5 separate regions of the Homo sapiens genome follow, and all the other regions are linked to region 1. A link is a contact called in ENCODE Hi-C or POLR2A ChIA-PET data. All regions are on one chromosome and are shown on one strand. The core of a region is the stretch at or near the end of the contact, and the rest is flanking DNA. Distances in the headings are between cores, read along the strand shown. Region 1 holds the start of ECPAS (Ecm29 proteasome adaptor and scaffold). Region 2 holds the start of ALAD (aminolevulinate dehydratase). Region 3 holds the start of SLC31A2 (solute carrier family 31 member 2). Region 4 overlaps PALM2AKAP2 (PALM2 and AKAP2 fusion). Region 5 holds the start of CDC26 (cell division cycle 26).

The links. A loop is a pair of places that touch in the nucleus more often than their neighbours do. ChIA-PET counts read pairs that join two places held with the same protein, here RNA polymerase II (POLR2A). Pooled maps may share reads with other maps.
Region 2: a loop to region 1 is called in a pooled map, with 18 times the contacts of the local background. The contact joins the promoter of ALAD here to the promoter of ECPAS in region 1. A Hi-C loop is called at or near these places in 3 of 168 maps with a recorded cell type or tissue (CD8-positive, alpha-beta T cell and naive thymus-derived CD4-positive, alpha-beta T cell), 1 of 37 single-sample maps with no recorded cell type and 13 of 50 pooled maps.
Region 3: a map of naive thymus-derived CD4-positive, alpha-beta T cell shows a loop between it and region 1 (7-fold over the local background). The contact joins the promoter of SLC31A2 here to the promoter of ECPAS in region 1. A Hi-C loop is called at or near these places in 1 of 168 maps with a recorded cell type or tissue (naive thymus-derived CD4-positive, alpha-beta T cell), 1 of 37 single-sample maps with no recorded cell type and 12 of 50 pooled maps.
Region 4: a loop to region 1 is called in a pooled map, with 4 times the contacts of the local background. The contact joins the enhancer-like site here to the promoter of ECPAS in region 1. A Hi-C loop is called at or near these places in 1 of 37 single-sample maps with no recorded cell type and 7 of 50 pooled maps. POLR2A ChIA-PET finds 5 or more read pairs at or near these places in 1 of 52 experiments (AG04450).
Region 5: a loop to region 1 is called in a map of B cell, with 10 times the contacts of the local background. The contact joins the promoter of CDC26 here to the promoter of ECPAS in region 1. A Hi-C loop is called at or near these places in 4 of 168 maps with a recorded cell type or tissue (B cell, CD4-positive, alpha-beta memory T cell, gastrocnemius medialis and 1 more), 1 of 37 single-sample maps with no recorded cell type and 12 of 50 pooled maps. POLR2A ChIA-PET finds 5 or more read pairs at or near these places in 1 of 52 experiments (T-cell).

What each region holds. Positions count from the first base shown.
Region 1 is chr9:111,482,889-111,485,782 of GRCh38, forward strand. ECPAS (Ecm29 proteasome adaptor and scaffold) reads right to left here and starts at 1,495. Exons shown (of 50, transcript NM_001364929.1): 1 at 1,228-1,495. RefSeq lists silencers at 125-544, 815-934, 1,055-1,594.
Region 2 is chr9:113,399,903-113,402,602 of GRCh38, forward strand. It overlaps ALAD (aminolevulinate dehydratase), which reads right to left and starts at 1,382. Exons shown (of 12, transcript NM_000031.6): 1 at 1,310-1,382. RefSeq lists an enhancer at 538-1,118 and silencers at 1,134-1,183, 1,334-1,693.
Region 3 is chr9:113,149,757-113,152,456 of GRCh38, forward strand. It overlaps SLC31A2 (solute carrier family 31 member 2), which reads left to right and starts at 1,251. Exons shown (of 4, transcript NM_001860.3): 1 at 1,251-1,324. The coding sequence starts at 1,319.
Region 4 is chr9:110,142,820-110,145,519 of GRCh38, forward strand. All of the region lies in intron 8 of PALM2AKAP2 (PALM2 and AKAP2 fusion), which reads left to right. Among named protein-coding and RNA genes, the nearest start is that of C9orf152, 64 kb to the right of the region's middle. Within about 2 kb of position 1,297, at least 7 of the 41 ENCODE cell types and tissues checked have a DNase peak (open chromatin) inside an H3K27ac peak, as active enhancers do.
Region 5 is chr9:113,274,230-113,276,929 of GRCh38, forward strand. CDC26 (cell division cycle 26) reads right to left here and starts at 1,343. Exons shown (of 4, transcript NM_139286.4): 1 at 1,153-1,343. PRPF4 (pre-mRNA splicing tri-snRNP complex factor PRPF4) reads left to right here and starts at 1,429. Exons shown (of 14, transcript NM_001244926.2): 1 at 1,429-1,541; 2 at 2,319-2,496. The coding sequence starts at 1,515. RefSeq lists enhancers at 454-1,309, 1,077-1,416.

The DNA.
Region 1 (2,894 bases), core at 245-2,744:
GGGAAGGCTGCACCGCGTACGATCGAGGGGGCACTAACTCTCCTTTCTGAAAGCGCTGTCACCCCGTGGTTTCTCCTGCGGTTCGACCGGCGACCCTCTCCGCCCTCCCTGCTCCATCTGAGGGTCACCGCCTATTCGTGACCTTTCGGCTGATTACTAGAGTGTCACAAAAAGGCACCTTCTCCCCCTTCCCGAAAGCTCCATTTCTATAACTCAACCAGCCGTCGGGGACCCGGGGCCAGGCGGGGTCAGACGGGACGGGCGGACACTGCCCGTCACCCCGGGGCTCCGGCCCTCCCGCCAGCCGAGGCTCAGTGGGCAGGGGGCTGGGCTCCCCCGACCCCGGGCCAGGGCGGATCGCGGGCAGAGGTGGCTCCGCCCGGGGCTCCGGTTTCAATTTCGCAACGTGACGGTGCAAACCTGAGGCCTACAAACGCCAGCGGCGACGGTCCGCGCCCCGCCCGTCCGCCAGGCCCGGGCTCCCCAGCTCCCCGTACGCCGCGGCCGCCGCCCGCCCACCGGGCCTGGCGCCCCAGCCCTCATGCGGCCGCCGGCCCCCGGCACCGCGCGGCGCCCGTTCCGGCTCGCGGCCGCAGGTTCGGCCGCGGCACTTACTCAGCTCATCCTGGGAGGCGGAGGCGGCGGCCGCAGCCATGTTGCGCCGGGGAGGGAACGAGGGAGGGGCTGGGGGGGCAGGGCGCGGCCGGGGGGCTCGCGGCTCGCGGTGCGGCAGGGGCCGCGAGCCGCCTCCGTTCACTCGGCGCGGACCGCGCTGTGCCCCGAGGCCCGCCCGCCGCCGCCGCCTGCGTCCTCCGCGTCGCGAGCGTCGCCCTTCGCTGCCCCCGCGAGCTCGCGACTCGGGCGCTCCCGCAGCCTCGCGCCTCTGCGGAGCCGCTGCCGCTGCCGCCGCCGCCGTCTGTGCGGCCGAATCCCCGTGCGCCAGGCCCGCGCGGCGGCTCTGCGACTCCGCGCCGCGCTCGCCCAACTCACGCCGGTTTTATATTTAGAAAGAGCTGAGCCATCCTCCCAGCGGCCCCCCCGCCGGGCCCCTCGCGCGCCCGCCCGCCCTCGCTCGCTCGCGGCTCGTCCTGCCCACCTGTCGCCGCCCGCCCCGCGTGCGCTCCCCGCGCGGACTCGACACGCGGCGGCCTGTGCGGGCGGCCCGGCCTAACCGCGCCGCCGCGCGCGCAGGGCCAGTCCCCCGCGGCCCGGGGGCGGGCCTCTGACCTGAGTCGGAGCCGGTCTCCATGCCGCGGACGCTGCGCTCGGCGCCGCGAGGTGAGGGCTGTAGAGCGAGGCGTTCGGCGGGCCGGGCCCCGGGGAGCCGCGCGCCGCAGTCCGTGAGGGGCTGGGCCGAGCGGGCCCGGGCTGCCCTAGCGGCCGGGGGAAATCCTCGAGGCGGGGCCGGAGCGCCCTTTTCCGAGGTCTGCGGCTGTCACGTTGGCTGGGCCCGACCTGGGGAAACACGCCTGTCCAAAGGAAGAGACGTGGACTCAGAAAAGTAGAGCCGGGCTCGGAGTCGGCGGGAGGAAGCCCCGCCCTGCGCCTCCCGCCGAACTTCTCGGCCCCGGCGCTGACTCAGTCCCGGACGAGCCCCTGCGCCGCAGCGGCCCCCGACAGCCCAGTTCTGGTGTGGAGGTGGCTGGTGCTCCCAAAACGGCTAGCGGGAGCAGGGGGTCCACTCAGCCCTGCAAAAGTTAGATAAGGCAAGATTCCTAAAGTTCACATGGAAGTATCTATGCCTATGTGAGCTCTGAGATTTTGTTCAGATACCCTATGTTCTTTTCGGTAACTAGAGTGATTTATTTTCGATATGCTGATTTTAACTTTCTGCCTTCGCTTTGTCCGTGAGGTCATGTACACTTGCAAAATGAAATTCAAATTCAGGGGTTGCATAATTGCTGTACTTTAAGTGATGGTACTGTCATAACAAATTAGATACAAGATCAGATACTTTTTTTATATAAGAAGAAATCAAGTCTTAAATAGATTGAAATTGCATTTATTCCTTAAAGCAGAAATCTATAAAGCCCTAAGTAATGTCTTAAAAATGGAATATATGTCATTCCTGTTGTAACATAGGCCAAGTACAAGGTACAACACTGAAGACATTTTTATTTCCTTTATTGTTTTTGTTATAGAAATTATACATGATCTTGGGCCGGGCGCGGTGGCTCACGCCTGTAATCCCAGCTCTTTCGGAGGCTTAGGCGGGTGGATCACGAGGTCAGGAGTTCGAGACCAGCCTGGCCAACATGGTGAAACCCTGTCTCTAATTAAAAAATACAAAAATTAGCTGGGCGTGGAGGCGCGCGCCTGTAATCCCAACTACTCGGGAGGCTGAGGTAGGAGAATCGCTTGAACCCGGGAGGCGGAGCTTGCAGTGAGCCGAGATCGCACCACTGCACTCCAGCCTGGGGGACAGAGCGAGACTCCGTCTCAAAAAGAAAAAAAAAAGAAAAATTATACATAATTTTTGTAAAAAAAAAATGCAAATGATTTGGAGTATCATAAAATTAAAAGTGAAAGTCCTTCCTCCTAGCCCCACCATCCCACTCTGCAGAGAAATTATGACTAACAGTTACAGTTAAGTGTGCAGAAGACCTTTTCTCTGGACATATATATACAGCCCCATGTATGGCTTTGATGGGGACAGGTTTCTACAATAAAGTTCTGGATCAATTATTCCTTCACACACATTGTTCCATGTTAATTCAAAACACTGCACTACCATCACCCTTTTTTGTTTGTAACTTCATACTACACTAAGTTAACCAACCCCTTTTTTCATGTATGCTCCTCTTTTATTTGATGTTGCCTCCAAAATAAATACACAATGAACTACTTACAAACAATAGAGAGGTGTATACAGGTCTTCTCCCAACTGCATACCC
Region 2 (2,700 bases), core at 132-2,631, 1.9 Mb after region 1:
CCAGGAGAGCAGCTGTCATGCAGTTCTGAAAAGAGATGAAGTGTTTATTCAGCCAACCCACATTTCTTGAATATCTACTATGGGCCTGCTGAAGTGCTAGACACAGGGATTAAAGAGAAGAATGAGACCCCAGCCTTGCCCTGGGGCTTTGAAGAGCCTGATCGCCTCTGGGGTTAGCCATTTAGACGTAGGAGAAGCTGCCATTCCCAGAATCCTAGAATATCTTGGCTAAGAGTCTTCTTAAAGTTTGCTGATTGTATCACTGAAACAAGGGTGAAACTGGGCTCAGAGAGGGGTAGACACAGGCCCAGGATCACGCAGTGGGTCAGCGGCAGATCTGGGGGAAGGTCTCCAGCAGCCCAGTCCTCAGTGCCCACCATGACACCTCCATACTTTAAGGATAGATATCAAATCTGTTTCCCAGCAGGTTGGGCTTGTGGAGAGCTTTGGGTGAGCCAGACTCTGGGCCTGGCTGCTGTTGGTAGCAGGATGGTTAAGTATGTGGGCTCTGGAGTCTGATAGATGTGGGTACAAATCCTAGTTCTGTAGCTTTCTAGTTGTGTGACCTCAGTTTCTTCGTTTAGTAAATGGGGACTAGAACCGACCTCAATGGGTTGTTGTAAGAAATGAATGGGTCAGGCCGGGCGTGGTGGCTCACGCCTGTAATCCCAGCACTTTGGGAGGCCGAGGTGGGCGAATCACCTGAGCTCGGGAGTTCGAGACTAGCCTGACCAACAGGGAGAAACCCCATCTCTACTAAAAATACAAAAATTAGCAGGCGTGGTGGCACACGCCTGTAATCCCAGCTAGTTGGCAGGCTGAGGCAGGAGAATCGCTTGAACCCGGGAGGCGGAGGTTGCAGTGAGCTGAGATCGCGCCATTGCACTCCAGCCTGGGCAACAAGAGCGAAACTCCGTCTCAAAAATAAATAAATAAATAAAATAAATGAATGGTCAATGCACGCAACGCTTAGTACAAAACGGCTGTTATTGTTTTCACCTCCCTACCCCCCCACCAACCACCACCCGCACCTCGGGTTCTGCATCGATGGAGTCTGCCCAGGCGGTATCCGAGAGGGTGAACCCCAGAGAAGAGGTGCGGAGCCCCGAACCCGGGCCCCCAACCTCGGCTGCAGCGGGATAATCCAGCCCAAACAAACGCTCCACGGGACTCCGTGCACGGCTGCACCGCCAGGGCTTCAGGCGCACAGCACAATCTGGGGACGCAGGACTCTTGGTGCCACAGTCCCCGCCTCGCCCTGGAGCCGCCCTCCAGGCCCGCTATCTCCCCGCATCCAGCCCCCGCTCACCTGCCTCCCTAAGGGCTCCCGGCCGCTGCTCCTGTCACCGCTGTCTCCCGCTCCGGTCTCCCACAGACCGCGTAAGAGCGGGGGGGGCTCACCCGGAAGCAGCTTCCCCACGGTCCGCCCCCTCCACAGTCCAGGCCACGCCCCCTGAAGGCGGTCTTCTGGGGGGCTCCTCCGCTCCAGCCGCGGCCCCGCCCACACGCAACGAGGCCTGGCCAATTGGGTGTGTCGAGGGCCTGGAGGGCCCGCCCGTCCCCGCTCCGGGCCCTGCGCTTGTGCAGCGAACTGCAGGAGGGAGGCCACGAGGGGGCGCAGGAACCGCTTGGGAGGGTCCCTGGGTGTGAGCCGGCCTCGGAGGCGGTTACAGCCCAGGTTTCACTTCACAGCATTCCTTTGCCCAGCCTAGGGCAAACTTGGCTCTGGTTAATGGCTTGGTGAAAGAATAATTGGATGTCAAAGCCGTTAAAACAGCACCATTATGCCTAACACAGTATTAGCTAAGTCCATTTTTGCGGACTAAGCTAAAGTTGTTGAGTTCAGCGCCAGGCTTCCAAGTTTTCAGAGAAAATTTGTACCAGCTTCATTTATTTCTCAGGGTACGGCAATGCTATGAGTTGAGAGATGTGATGTGAAAGACATGGGCGTTTAGGAAAACTCCAAGTCTTGATAGGGGCATCAGACCTATGATAGGTACAATGATAGATCCGATCAAAGGTCTTTATGGAGATTGGAGATGTGCAGAGGCAAGAGGGATCTGGTGAGGCTTATGGGGCCTGGGTAAACCAGTAGGATTGGATGAGTAAAATGGCGATCGGGCATCATCGCCCTAGCGAAGCAATGCCTTTCAGGTGGTTCTTCAGGGATTATTGAAAAGTTGACTTTCAAATGTAGAGGACACTAGTGGGTTACATTACACTTATTCTCAGATTTTATTTCTCAGCCCGGTTCGGTGGCTCACGCCTGTAATCCCAGCACTTTGGGAGGCCAAGGCGGGCGGATCTCTTGAGGTCAGGAGTTCAAGACCAGCCTGACCAACATGGTGAAACCCTGTCTCTACTAAAAATACAAAAAATTAGCCGGGCGTGGTGGCGGGCTCCTGTAATCCCAGCTACTCGGGAGGCTGAGGCAGGAGAATCGCTTGAACCCGGGAGGCGGAGGTTGTAATGGGCTGAGATCATGCCACTGCATTCCAGCCTGGGTGACAGAGGGAGACTCTGTCTCAAAAAAAAATTTTTTTTTAAATTTCTCAAAATCTGTACCCCAAACCTGTTGTATACTTTATATTTTAAATTTAAGGGGCCTAGCGGCGTAAGGCTAGGGAAATATGACACTGCTTAGTTTCCAGCTACTGGAGTTCTGATCTGTATTCAACAAGGAAGGGGATAGAAAGCAAA
Region 3 (2,700 bases), core at 1-2,500, 1.7 Mb after region 1:
AGATGGCTCACGTCTGTAATCCCAGCATCCCAGCACTTTGGGAGGCCGAGGCGGGCAGATTACGAGGTCAGGATTTCAAGACCAGCCTGACCAATATGGTGAAACCCCGTCTCTACTAACAATACAAAAATTAACCAGGCATGGTGGTGCGCGCCTGTAGTCCCAGCTACTCGGGAGCCTGAGGCAGGAGAATTGCTTGAACACGGGAGATGGAGGTTGCAGTGAGCCAAGATCGCGCCACTGCACTACAGCCTGGGCGACAGAGCGAGACTCTGTTTCAAAGAAAAGAAAAAAAGCTGTGTGACCCTGAGGATTCTACCATTTACTGAACAAGCTCCCACTGCCAGGTTACATGATAATTTAACATGTATGTTTTCATTTAATCCCTATGACATAGATTTTATTATTATTTTCATTTTACTGACCAGAAAACTGAGGTTCAGAGATGTAAGCTATTTGCCTACGGTCCCAAAGCCAATAGTTGATGCGTATGGATGTGAACTGAGGTTAGCTCCAGGCTCAAGGTCTCTGCTAATACTGTCCTTAGTAAGGTTTCTCTGAAGAGCCTCTTTACTCATAGGCTGATTAGCAAAGGGTTCCTAAATATGCTTAAGAATCAATAACCATTAAAAATCCCTCACCCTACAAGAAACTCCCCATCAAAAAACTGGATCAGTGAAATGAACAGGCAATACACAGAAATGGAAGTACCCGTAAGAAAAATAGTTTACTACCCTAGTAATCAAAGAAAAACAAAATTACACGGGTGTATTCCTTTTGGCTTATCAGATTGGAAAATATTTTTCTAAAAAGAAAAATGTAATTATCTTGTAATGACTACACTAAAAATCTAGGGCATAATTGACTTAATTTACTCCAAATGTGTTGCTATTGCGTCCATAGCACGGACTTGCCCATTTCAACTCAATATATGTTACGCTTGGGGTAGTTTATTACAATGAGCAATAAACATTCTCATAATCGCCAAGACAAGCCAAGTGCAAAACAGGAAGGGCGAAGACAGAGGGCAGCAGGTGGTCCCTCTCGCTCGCGACTCCGGGAACGCCAAGCCTCAGCCCTTGGGAACCTGGGGCGAGGCGCCTGGGTCTCGGCCAGGGGGCGCGCCCGAGGACGCCGAAGTAGGGCGCGTGTGGGGACCACAACTCCCAGGCGCCCGCGCGCCGCCTCGCCCGGACCACGTGATCCGTGCGGCCAGGGTAGCTATCGCGGCGGCGGCGGCGGCGGCGGTTGAACTGACTCGGAGCGAGGAGACCCGAGCGAGCAGACGCGGCCCTGGCGCCCGCCCTGCGCACTCACCATGGCGGTAAGGGCCGGGCGCTACGGTGAAGAGGGTGGGCGGTTGGGGCGGGGTCTCCTGGAGCTGCCATCTCGGCACCCCGAATCCTCGCTGCCGCTGGCCCGGGGCTGGTGAAGGGTGTGTTGGCAGCATTGCCAACAGCTGGAACAGGGTTGGGGGACGCGGCAGGTATAGGTTGCGGTGGCTCTGTGGTTTTCCTCTTTATTTGTCCCTCCTGCTGGGAGGCAGTCCGGCTAGGCGAGCAGTTACCGAGCGCCCGCGGTGGCGCGGCTTGAGAGTGGGGGCGCGGTGGCTGAAGACAGCTGGGTCCGGGGCCCCCGGCCCCGGACCTCTGGCCGGCGCCCCAGGGCGGAGAGCAGCGCCTTGGGAGATTCCAGGAAGGCTTCCACGAAAGGGAAACCCCCGGCGCATTTCAGCCCGCAGCCCCGCGCGCACACCGAGCGCACATCCCCGGCCCTGCTCTTGTCAAGTTTGTAGCCTGATTCTTCGGGGAATAAAACAGAACCAGCTACTTTCCAGCTTCCCTACACTTTCAGTCAGAAAACAGCGTTTCAGACAAGCTGTTTTTCTTGGTAGGGTTCACCTGGGCTGGAGAGAACGACAGCTTGCAAGACTCGTTCGTCTTTGAAGAAGTCATATCATTTTCTTCATCCCATGAAGAATGTCATAGAATTTAAGATACAGGAAGCTCAGCCTGGGCAACATAGCTAGACCCCGTCTCTACAAAAATTAGCCACAAGTGGTGGCAGGCGCCTGTAATCCCAGCTACTCGGAGGCTGAGGCAGGATGAGGAGGATTGCTTGAGCCCAGAAGTTCCAGGCTGCAGTGAGCCATGACCTTCGGCCTGGGCAACAGAACAAGACGTCCTCAAACAAACAAAACAAAAAAAAAAAGATATAGGAAGTGTATGTAGGCCATTTAGTGAAATGATCAGCCGTCCTTTAAAAAGGGAAATAGATGGAAAGCACTTGCAAAAGTTCCCCAGCCAGTCAGCCTAGCAACTGGGACCTTCATCTCCTTCCCAACCCTTGTTTACAAATAAGGAAGCTTTTCTCAAAGTGTAAGTAACCCCAAATGAAGAAATATAGAAGAAAACAAGTTCCAGGGATTGCTCCCTCCTTCACCACAGCCCCACCCTGAAAAAAGCACAAATCAGTTAAACTTTCAGAGGCCAAGATTCATCCCAAGTAGGAAAACAAGATTGGGGCCCTGCCCCTTGCCTATCTGACCACAAAGCCCTTTAATTGAAAACTGTAGCCCAGATCGCTTCTCTCAAGTCAGGGTGTGCTGACTTCCATCTTTTCCTCTAGCAAAAAGGCAAAAGTAGAAAGGGTTGAGTGACAGGTGAGTCTTCGTCCCTCTGGGGCTTCGGACTCCGTGGG
Region 4 (2,700 bases), core at 47-2,546, 1.3 Mb before region 1:
CAATCATGTTAAGGGTTGTAGACTTTAGAGTTTACCCTATGGTCAGTGAGAAGCCAGTGAGAGTTTTTAAAGGAGTAATTATCTGAACACAACCCCAAGCTGTCCTGCCTTCACTGTGAGTTGATGGACTAAATGTCTTCCTATTGTAATGCATCCATTTCATAGGCTTGGATTGAGCTCTTCCTGCTTATGAGCACTTCCGAAGGCAGGCGCCATCTTGGTGAACACCCTGTATGTTATGTGAGGGGCCATGCTCCCAATAGTGTGTGCATGTGTGCCCTCTGCTGATGGCACTTAGAATTAGAGACTAAAAGGAAGAAGGCCAGGGGTGGTGGTGCATGCCTGTAATCCCAGCACTTTTGGAGGTGGAGGCAAGAGGATTGCTTAAGTTTGAGACAAGCCTGGGCAACATAGCAAGTCCCCATCTCTTAAAAAAAAAAAAAAAAAGAAAAATTACCTGAGTGTGGTGACACATGCCTGTTGTCCCAGCTACTTGGGAAGCTGAGGCAAGAAGTTTGCTTGAGCCCAGGTGTTCAAGGCTGCAGTGAGCTGTGATCGAACCATTGTACTCCAGGCTGGGCAGCAAAGTGCCAAAAAAAAAAAAAAAAAAAAAGGAGAGAGAGAGAATAAAGGAAGCACCTTTGCAGGTACATGAGCCTGATTTGAAGGGGTAACTCACACAGTGCTGTAAAACACCCTTGAGGAAAGAATTAGGGGGTGGGATATCCAAACATTGTATTGAAGTTGCAGTTCAAGACCTTTTCAAATGTCTTTTCATATTGGGGTTGCCAACAGTTCTCACTTTAGTATCTGTGTCTATTATTAGATATCCTGGTTTCACTTCCAAGTTCTAAGTATGCCAGAGAAACCCAGTTAGGTGATGATTTGTTTGGTTTTTTGAGAGTTTCTGTTTTCATGCCAGATGTTGAATTTATTTACCAAGTCAGATCATTCACCCCGTGAGACCTACATTATGGAGAGTGGCAAAAGAGAAGGTGTAGTTTGCTATTAAGTTCCATAACTTGGGGTATCTGTTCATGTCTTCTAATTTGTGGAAAGATGTGATAGTTATAAATGTTACTTTTGTAAGCTGTACAGGAAGTGTTGACTTCTGCTGCTGTCTGTTTAGATAAGATTAGACATGAGGTGATCATTACATTATTATAAAGATTCTTAACTGGGTCTCTGTTCTTTCCCCTTCATTATCTGCAAATATCACAAAGGAAAGTCTTAGGAAAAATATGTTTGCGACTGTCCACACATTCTTCATGAAGCAGAGCTTGGTGGAGTGTGCCATGCTAAATTAGAGCCACATGAGGCACAGTTTCATTTGAGGTGCCCTCATTGCTCCATGGGGGAAGTCCCTGTGTCAGCATCTGACAGAAGGATTGATGATGAGAGAGCTCTCCATCAGTAGTACACAGTGCCTCTCTTTCCTGCAAGGCAGGCACCAACTGTGCAGCTTGTAGGAGCCCTTCTGGCTGTGTGAAGCTAGCTAAAGCTTATTGTGGAGTGTCCACAGATGGTTATTGTCCACCACCATATTTCTAGAACATTCTCTGGTTACAAAAGTCTAATCATGGTAGTTACAATTTATCAAGGCCTTAAAGCTGCATATAATACTAGTTATTTCACACTTGTCATTTCTTATTTTCTCACTGAATCCTCCCAACAGCCCTCTAAGATACAAATTACCTCAACTCTTGAGGCCGGATATATTTCTAGATTCAGACTTTTTCTGATTTTAGAGAATTTATAAAGTATATACTATTATTTAGAAAAGTAATACAATGAACATACTATTATTTAACACAACTGGCAGGTTCTGGGTCAACACCCTGTGATCAAATTAAATTTCTACTCTAAAACTTGAGAAGAAGAATTAGTTACATTAAGTGGGTAAAGACTAGGAGACCTTCATGTCAGCTCATGTCAGGTTTTGCTGCCAAATAAGTTATGAAAAATCTTTCTTTTCAGAGTTTTTTGGATTTGGGAATTATATATGAAGAGTTGTGGACCTGTAATAATATTCTTTTTCAAAGAATTACTACTAGAGCCCAGAGAGATTAAGTTGCCCAAGGTCACTCAGCTTGAAAATGGGAGAGCCTGGTTTCAAACTCAGGCTCTCATTTGTCTCCAAAATCCATCTTCTTTCCCCTACCTTCTCCTTCCCATTTGTTGAGCCTGCTCTATGAGGTATACAGTAATAGCTTCTCTCTCCAACCTGTAGCTCAGGTTCCCTCTACCCTTTCCCAATCTTATGCCCAACCCCTGCATTTTCCTGGGTCCTTCTTGATCCTCCTTTTAGGAGCCACTGTGGCTCTGCAATCCTTCTTTTGCGGTGGCCTGGGTGTATAAATTTGACTCTCAGGGGCCATGAAACAGTGCTTCCCTAGTGACCCAGGATGATTCCTTTCTGCTTTCAGAACTCAATTCCAATGCCCCAAATTACAGTAGGCAAAAGCACTCGGGCTGTCCAAAGATCTGAGCGGATAGCCAAGGGACTAACTTAGTCCACATCAGCCATCTAGCCTAGCTGCTCTTGTGAGTTCTTTTTGAAAGTTATTTCCCAGGAAGAAGCTCTGCCATTTACTCCAGAAACAGGTTCATTCCTTGAAAACTTCGAAAGAACTGGGTACTCAAGCAAGGAAGAAATTTTTAAATTTGAGGATGAGCAGGGATAAGTGTTCATTATTCTGT
Region 5 (2,700 bases), core at 93-2,592, 1.8 Mb after region 1:
GATAAGCATTAAGTGAAAATGATGGAAGTGAAAACTCCTTGAAAGTATGTACAGATACAAATTATTACACGTATCTAGGATGAAACTAAGGACTGTGAAGTATACAAAGGAAGAAATAGTTCCTTCTCCCATGAAGCTTAGGATACTACAGGTGATATTATCAACACAAAACACTGGCACATTACATTTCAAATTCCTTTGTACTAAATCAGGCATTATCTTCTACCAGATTCCAATGCAGACAAATGGTAGAGAAAGCCAAAGTTCCAAAGAGGGAAAGAGAGGGATAGGGATACCTAAAAGGGGGAAAAAAAAATCTATACATTTTACCTTTTCTGCAAACTGCAAAAAACTGGCCACTAGGGAGCAGTATAGATTAACAGTTAAAAGTGCTGGCTGTAGAGGTTAAAGGGCACAGGTTTTAATCCCACTACACCACCGATCCTGAACAATTCGTTTCATTTCTCACTAGACCTTAGTTCCCTCATCTGTATCCTACTCTGCTGTTGTAGGAAGTCAATAACGTAATACAGAGTAAGCTCTTGGAATATTATTTGGCATTTAATAAATGTTCAATAAATAACATCTATTATTGCTGTAATTGTTCTAGGGGGTTGCATGAGGATCTGGCCAGCTAGGGAAACGTCAATATTTTGAGGATCTCCCACCGCCCATGTGGGGATAAAAACCTTATCCTGTTCGTCTCTAATGCCCCAGCATCCAGCAGGGCAGAGAGACGTACAGAGTTACCTGACACCTTCCTATCCATCATCTTACTCTCAATCTGATACAAAGACCAGGCTGAAGACAAATCAACAAAATCAGGCCGAAGCTCCTCCGCCGGGTCTTTATTTGACTTTGGCACTAGCGGGCTCTTCTAGCTTAATCTCCCGCCGCAGCCCAAATCCACCGCCGAGCCATCAAGCTCAGAGGGGGAGCCTGGGAAGACTTCCGGACCATGGAGGAGAACAGTCCTCGTCCCCTAGCTCCAGGCCTGTACCTCGGAGCCCAGGCAAGGGTTTCTATGGTAACATGGTCCTCGGCTCCAAGAAGACGTAAACGCCCCCGTACGCCCGGGGGGCACAGCGGACCCCGGAAGCCCTTGACTCGCTCCAGAGTTCAGCCCCGAGCCGCGCGAGTCGACTCACCTACCTCTTTTCAAGCCGGCCTAGCCCCTTCCCGGAACCTCGGCTCCCCCCCAACGAAACTACTGCTAAGCCAACTGGACTACACTTCCCAGACTGCTTGGAGCCTCTCTCTCCGCAGAACCTCGTCTTCCGCGAGCTTTTCCTGGAGGTTCTAGGAGGGATGCCCCTCAATGCCACGACGCCATTTCCTACTACGACTTCCATCATGCTCCGCGCCGCTCCGGGGGCGGTGACCCCTCTTGGCCCACGTCTTGTCAGTGACGCACTTCCTGTCAGTGACGCACTTCCCCTCTGCTGGGCGCGCGGTGGACGGTCTGAAAGGGAGTGTTCGGGTTTCGCTGGGGCCTCGCGGCTCCAGAGCCCAGCATGGCTTCCTCGCGAGCCTCTTCCACGGTACAGAGCCCGGGATCCCAGCTCACTCTGGCAGGGAGCGCTAAGGGGGAAGGGGATCTCTGCGGGAAGGGGCCGTTAAGGAGCGGGAGAAGGCGGTGGAGGGCTGAGGAGGAAGGCTGCGGGACTCAGCGGTGTCCTACACAGCGGACCACCGTTTTCCTGATCCCTAAGCGCTTTCGTGGACTGTAGCTTATTTGCACCTCTCCCACTACAGCCCCAAAGGGCAAGCATCTCTTCCGACTCATCCAGTAACGGTGCTCTGAAATAGGGAAGTGTCTTGGCCAAGGTTTATGCCTTTGGCAGATCTCAGAATTTTAATGAGACCTACTAACTCCTACTACCTCACGTCTAGGAACGTTTGAAATGTATACACTTGTAATGTTGTAACTTGTTATCCTTTAGCACCGCGTTGGTTATTTCATCTATCCTTAGTATTTCCCCAGTGATAAGCAGTAATCCGGGAAGCATAAAACACGAGATTGAACACTTCCAACGGAATGAAGTAAACAGATTTCAGAGCAAACCTTTCATAGGAAAATACCCGAGAGAACCTCACTAGTTTTATTAATCCCATCAACCAAAGTGAGGGACTGAAACACCCTCACCCTACCTTCACCTCCTCAAATCAATGAAGAGCGTCTTAAGTAGTGTCCAATTTGTCCTTTCAATTACAGAGGAAACAGGACTGTGAAACTCAGGGTGAGCTTCATCCTCTGGTGAAGTCCGGTAAATTGCCAAGATTAAACCTTAGTTTAATGCAGATCTTTGATTTAGCAGGCAACCAAAACTAAAGCACCCGACGACTTAGTTGCTCCGGTCGTGAAGAAACCACACATCTATTATGGAAGTTTGGAAGAGAAGGAGAGGGAGCGTCTGGCCAAAGGAGAGTCTGGGATTTTGGGGAAAGACGGACTTAAAGCAGGGATCGAAGCTGGAAATATTAATATAACCTCTGGTAAGATGCAAATTGTGAGCCCATCTTTACCTCTTTGTGTAATGAATACCTTTCTAAACTTAAATACCACAGTTTTATAATGTCAAAAAATTACAATTTTTTTTTTTTTAAACAGAGTCTCGCTCTGTCGCCAGGCTGGAGTGCAGTGGTGCGATCTTGGCTCACTGCAACCTCCGCCTCCCGGGTTCAAGCAGTTCTCCTGCT